Regions from separate parts of the Mus musculus genome. Here region 1 is linked to region 2. The links are chromatin contacts, found by Hi-C or POLR2A ChIA-PET in ENCODE. All regions are on one chromosome and are shown on one strand. The core of a region is the stretch at or near the end of the contact, and the rest is flanking DNA. Distances in the headings are between cores, read along the strand shown.

What was found. Hi-C counts contacts between places; a loop is a spot of excess contacts on that map. ChIA-PET counts read pairs that join two places held with the same protein, here RNA polymerase II (POLR2A).
Region 1: a map of T-helper 1 cell shows a loop between it and region 2 (2.0-fold over the local background). The contact joins the promoter of Elp6 here to the promoter of Cspg5 in region 2. A Hi-C loop is called at or near these places in 10 of 37 maps with a recorded cell type or tissue (Patski, T-helper 1 cell, adrenal gland and 4 more). POLR2A ChIA-PET finds 5 or more read pairs at or near these places in 3 of 5 experiments (Patski and embryonic stem cell).

Annotation. Positions count from the first base shown.
Region 1 is chr9:110,303,824-110,306,842 of GRCm38, forward strand. It overlaps Elp6 (elongator acetyltransferase complex subunit 6), which reads left to right and starts at 1,369. Exons shown (of 7, transcript NM_001081381.1): 1 at 1,369-1,526. The coding sequence starts at 1,473.
Region 2 is chr9:110,242,271-110,245,363 of GRCm38, forward strand. It overlaps Cspg5 (chondroitin sulfate proteoglycan 5), which reads left to right and starts at 1,513. Exons shown (of 5, transcript NM_013884.3): 1 at 1,513-3,093.

The sequences.
Region 1 (3,019 bases), core at 119-2,618, 61 kb after region 2:
AGTACACTGTAGCTGTCTTCAGACACACCAGAAGAGGGAGTCAGATCTTGTTATAGATGGTTGTGAGCCACCATGTGGTTGCTGGGATTTGAACTCTGGACCTTCAGAAGAGCAGTCGGGTGCTCTTACCCACTGAGCCATCTCACCAGCCCTGCTTCTGTTTCTTAAGTGCTGAAATTAAAGGTATGTGCCACCACCACTAGCTTATATTTCTTTCTTCCTCTTCTTCCTCCTCCTCCTCTTTTTTGTTTGTTTGCTTGCTTGTTTTTTCGAGATGGGGTTTCTGTGTTCGCCTGGCTAGCCTGGATTCACTTTGTAGACCAGGATGGCCTCATACTGCCAGAGATCTGCCTGCCTCTGCCTCCTGAACACTAGGATTAAAGGTGTGCCCCATAACGCCCAGTTCCATTATTTTTATTTTTTAGAGGTAGTTTCACAAAGCTCAGACTTGCTGGCAACCCTCCTGCCTAAGCCTCCTGACAGCTGAGATCACAGATGTTGGCAGCATGCTTTTTATGTTGTTTTTGATGCTAGGAAAGAACTCTTCAACTGACCTGTATCCCTCTGACTTTTCTTTTTTGTTCTTTTATTGTTTTAGCAGAAGGCCGAGGAGGGCCTTGCTTATTTAAAATAAAACTATGCATACGTTTTGATGGTATGTATAGGTGCACCACTTCTATGCTTGGTACCCTTGGAGGCCAGAAGAGGCTATCAGATTCCCTGGGACTGTAGTTACAGAGGGTTATAAGTTGCCAAGTGGATAATGAGAATCAAATTAGGGTCCTCTAAAATCTTCTGAGTCCCCTTAAATTTTTTTGTGTATATTGTGTGTGCATGTGCTGCAGAGCCCAGAAGAGGGCGTCGGGTCCCCTGGAGCTGGAGTTACAAGTAGAGCAACCCAATGTGGGTGGTCTTCAGAGGGAGGAAGAAGAGCGTTTATTCCCTGAGCCATCTCTTTGGCCTCCTGGCTTCTGCTTTATACAAAAAGCTCTTCAGGATGTAATTCTGTGCTAGTAAGGTTTGTTCTCTCTTTTTGCGAAGATCCTGCAAACATTTCTCTATGTGTTCCATGTATCTAGCCCAAGTTTGTGAGCAATACACTAGGAAGACGTGGAGCAACTAAGACCCGGAGGTGCGGAGGGAGGGGGAGCAACGGAAAGAGAAAGCTCGCCTGCTCGTGCTAAATCGTGAGGGAGCACCAGCACTGTGTGGACCCGCACCTACTGAGAGCAGCACAATGGTCCATTGCCCGAATGAGAGATCGCTCTAAGGCTCAGCTTTACGAGCATACGTGCTCACGCGCTTGCGCAGCAGCAGCAGCAGCATCACAACCCCAAGCCTGATTGGCTGACTCGAGTCCGGCAGCGAGATCACGCATGCGCGCTTTCTCGCGCTCGCGAGCACGGTCTTGTGGGTGCTGTTCTTGGACCTTCATTCTTTCTGTAGAACCATAATTTTTATCCCAGTTCACGATGTTTCCGGAACTCAACAACCTTCTCAGCACCACCCCAGACAAGACCGAGCAGGTAAGATGTCGTGCGGACCGGAAGAGGGCAGGTCCCGGGAGCGTGCAGGATTGCATCCGGGACGCTGCGCGGTGGAGTAGGCGCGTCTGCCGTAAACCGAGGGCATCTGGGAGTTGTAGTCTGGAGAGGGCTCGCCGAGGCTGCAGTCGCATTCCTGGGCCTTTGGAAGATGGGTTTCTGGACTATCTTGCGTGTTCGCTTCCAGCCCCAGGACCATGTGCTCCGTGCCACACTGGCGCCCAAAGATGGTTGCAGAGCAGGCCCTAGAGGAGATCCTTTTATCTGTCCTGAATCTCCTTCCACCATGGAACATTTTACAGGTTGCACGGAACACTGCTTGCACTCTTCCTAGTTCTGATGATATCTGGTTGCAAAAAGGCCTCAGCATATTCCATCCCCTCTGTTTTTCCCAACCTCCTCACTCTCCATGGAACCTCGAAATGTCTTTCACATTTTCACTTAGGGGTTACCTCTCCCAGGAGTATATCTGTTTTATTCTGTAATTTGCAGCAAACACACCACATATGGAAAGCTTTAAATAGATCTTGTGGATTTTGGTTGTTTGGTTGCTTATTTGTTTTTTTTGTTTTTTGAGACAGGGTTTCTCTGTGTAGCTCTGGCTGTCCTGGAACTCACTCTGTAGACCAGGCTAGGCCTTGAACTCAAGAAATCTGCCTGTCTCTGCCTCCCAAGTGCTGGGATCAAAGGCGTGTGCCACCACTGCCCTGCGATCCTTCTGGGTTTTATTTGCCTAACAGTTCTTGACTGTTCAGACCTCCAGTTCTGACTACTTTTCTAGTTGCTAGGGCATTTCCCAGGTCCAGAGTGACAGCAGGAAGTGACCACTTTGGGTGGGAAATGTGTTTCAAGGCCAGGCAGTGTGATTTGGCATTTTATATTGGGGGGAGGGAGGAGAGGGACACAGCTGAAACCCAGAGGCATTGGACAGGTTTTCCCTAGGTTGGTACAGCATTGAGGTGGTGTGTGACAGCCCTTGGTCCCAATGTTGTCTGTTACTTACAGAACTACAGCAGGTAGTTAGGCAATGCAGAGACCATCTTCATAGGGCTTTCCAGCGATTGCTGTGATAAGAGTCCCGTCTGAACCACAGTCACTGGGAGATCTTTGTCATCAGAGGCCTTGTCAAGAATTGGGCCAGGGGATAGAACAGTGGATATAGGGCTTGGCACCAAGTATAGAAGTGGAATTTGGGTTCCAAGAACCCACGTCAAAGCCAGGTAGGCAAGAGGACACCTGTCATCCCAGCACTAAAGAGGCAGAGGTGGGATCCCTGGGGCAAGCTGGCTGGCTGCATTAGTTCAGATTGCCTAGTCATTAAGATTCCCTACCTTGATAAATTGGAAAGAATGGAAAGCGGCTGAAGAAGACACCCAGCCCCGACTTCAAGTCTCCCTACATGTGTGCCTGCACACACATGTCCATGCACATGCAGACACAGATACCACAACCACAAACCCAAAACTAAAACCGTT
Region 2 (3,093 bases), core at 263-2,762:
TGCAACACCTGCAGGGTCCCTGAGAAGTCCTTAGTCCTCTTCCCAGGCAGCAGGTGTCATCTGCATTAGTTGAGTGTTTTCTCCTAACTGGCCTGGCTTTAGAGTTAGTTAATAAATTCAAAATCCCTTTGCATCATAATAACAAACCATTGCCTGGCAAAATAACCACCCCAAGGTTTGTGATAACCCTTTTCTGAAATGAGAACACTCAGTCTTTGTGAGGAAGTTTTGTCAACACAAAAGCCCTTTAGCCCGTCCCTTCCTACCAGGAATGGTGTGAGTAGACCTATTCCTAGTAGCCCATTCTGCACCCCACCCCCCACAAAAGCAATCGCTTGTCTCCATGCCTAAGATCAGAAGCTTGATCATTCTGTGGTGGTCATTAGTAACAGCTAGACATAGCAGCATAGCGGCATACCTGTACTCCTGGAACATGGGAGGTAGAGACAGGAGGGTTAGGAATTTAAGGTTGGCTTCAGGTCTGTAAAGATTGTTGCCAACCTGGGTTATGAGGGAAGGTCTCAAGGGGCTGAAGCATTAAATGCCCAGGTAAAAGTGGATGCTGGGCTGGGTAAGGAGACAAGGCTTCTATTGTCCTACTCTGCATCCTGCTCCTTTTGAAATGCAAGAAAGGAAATGAGGGTCTGTAGTGCACAAACAGCGACTTAGAACTGTTTGTAACAACAGTTCTAGCGCTTGACTCTTCTGACTCTTTGGATACCAGATATGGGTGTTGTGCAGATACTTGCAAGCAAAACACCCGTGTACATGAATTTAAAGGGTGATATAAGAAGCCTCCATATTCAGATGAATACAGCTTTTAAAAAGGAAAGCCAAAATTTGAATATGTTGGTGTTTATACTGAGGATTTAAAGTCAAATTGATGTTCTCCATCCAGACCAAATTATGTGTGGTCATGGTATGGGAGCAGTGGTGGTAGCATCAGTGAAGCAGGTGTCTTTTCTGCACTTAAGGGTGTGTACGGCAGTCATGGCAATGGTCTTTATGGCTCTGCTTGGCTTTGGAGACAAATTACCAAAACAGTAGGAAAGAGGCATGAAGAAGCCATTGCCATACAAAGCATGTGTAGCGCCCAGATGGCGCATGATGTGAATAGAGGACACGTGGAAGCTATAGATAGGCAGTGGTGGTTTCCTTGTTCTAGTTCTCATATCACTTCATGCACGCACACACCATACATTTGACACTGCTTGCCAGATCCTTTCATGCTGGAGTCGCCAGTGACTAACTCGGGGGACACACAGATTTGATGCTAAATCTTGTTCTTCTCACCACAGAATGGGCATTGCCCAATTACTCTGTTCTCAGTGTTAGGGAGGAGCAGAAGGCCAGAGGTTGGTTGGTTTGCTTGCTTGCTTGCTTGCTTGCTTGCTTGCTTAGTACCAAATTGGTGCTGGATATATAGCTCACTGACATCACTTTACTTGCATGCACAAGGCCCTGGGTTCAGTTTCAGACAACTTAAACAAAATTGAAAAAAGTGGTAGCAGAATTTCTCTGCAGGGAGGGGAGAAGATAGTTGAGGAAGGAAATATTTCACATTCGCTTGTTTGTTCTACTGATCAAAACAGAATTTAAAAGGATAGTTACGGGTGGGAAATAGGGTAGATAGAAGGATTTGGTTGGTTAGTTGGTTCTAGACAGGGATTACAGACATAAGCTACCATAACCAGCAAATACAATTATTTTGCAGTACTAGGAATTGAACCTGAAGTCTCACTCATTTTAGGCAAGTGCTCTCCCTAACTCTTAAGTGTTTTACCATAAGTAGGAAAAGACTTTATTGTGACCATGCCCTAGCATGAAAGGACTTACATAGGATCTCCTGTGTGGTAGGAACTTCCACCAACATCCACTTTTGACAACTACCACCCAGGAATTGAAGAGAGAAATAGGTATTATATCTGGGTAAGCAAGCCCCCTCTTGACTGGAACTCCAAACTAGGACACGTATGTCTGGTTGCCACTCTCTAGATGTCATACAGACCCTACATAGCCACCTCCGAGCCAGGATATAAGAGCCTAGCTGCTGGAATTTTGTCAGCCTTGAGGGGACTCTAAGCTGCAACCATACTTGTGAGAGAAAAGGAGTGTTGAACCAAGGCAACTCACTAGAAGACAGGTATGAGACAGATTAAATGATGGTCCTCCATCTTGTTCATATTTGGTCACTGACAGAAGACTATCAACACCAGCATCGCCCTTGGACTAACCCTTGGACTGAGCTGAACATGATCATTTAGGTCGATAATAAAACATCAATATGTAGGCTATTTGGAGGCGGGGAAAGCCAGGTGACTAAGCTGTAGTTCTGCCTCCCTTCCAACAGGTCTCCCAGTAAGCAGTGAACCTGGGTTAGGAACAGAGACCTCTCTCTCCACGTTGCATGTGCACCTGGCAGTGATCTAGACCTCTTGGTTTAACCAGGAACTTGGGTTTGGGTAGTACTGGTCACCTGCGGAAGGCCGCCCTGGATTTAGAAAACGCAAGGTGGAGTCCAAATACTGGGGACCGGATAACACGTTGGGTGGACCTGGCTGTGCAAGATTTAAACTAATGGCTTTGGCTGTGGACAGATTAGGTCTGATCCAATTAGAGCCTAGGCCGTAGTATTCGCCTCCTTGCCAGGCTCTGTCGATGTTCTCCCTGCTCTCCGGAAGAAGACTTAGAGTCGGACTGGAGAACCTTCTGGACACCGAATTCTGGATTGGCACCGGACAGTCCGTGCCCCGGGCTCCGCTCTCTCCACACTGGGGGCGCGGGCTTCCGCCCCCTGTGGCCCTTCCGAGCCCCGCCCCGAGCCTGCGGGTGTCGGAGCCCGCGACGTCCCCGCCTCCCCTGCGCGCGCGTGGCGGGTGGGTTCCTCGCAGGTCCGCGGCCCAGCGCGCTCAGCACTGGAAGCGCAAGCGGGCCCCGTGGGCTGCCGCCGGTGCACCTGTCGGCTTCCCCCAGTGGCTCTGCTGCCGCCCCTGCGCGCCGCGCTTGCATCGCTCTCCACGTCCCGTGCCAGAGGGGTCTGACTGTCCCCTGGCGAGGAAGACCGAGAGGGGCCGGCGTCAACGCGACGTGCTG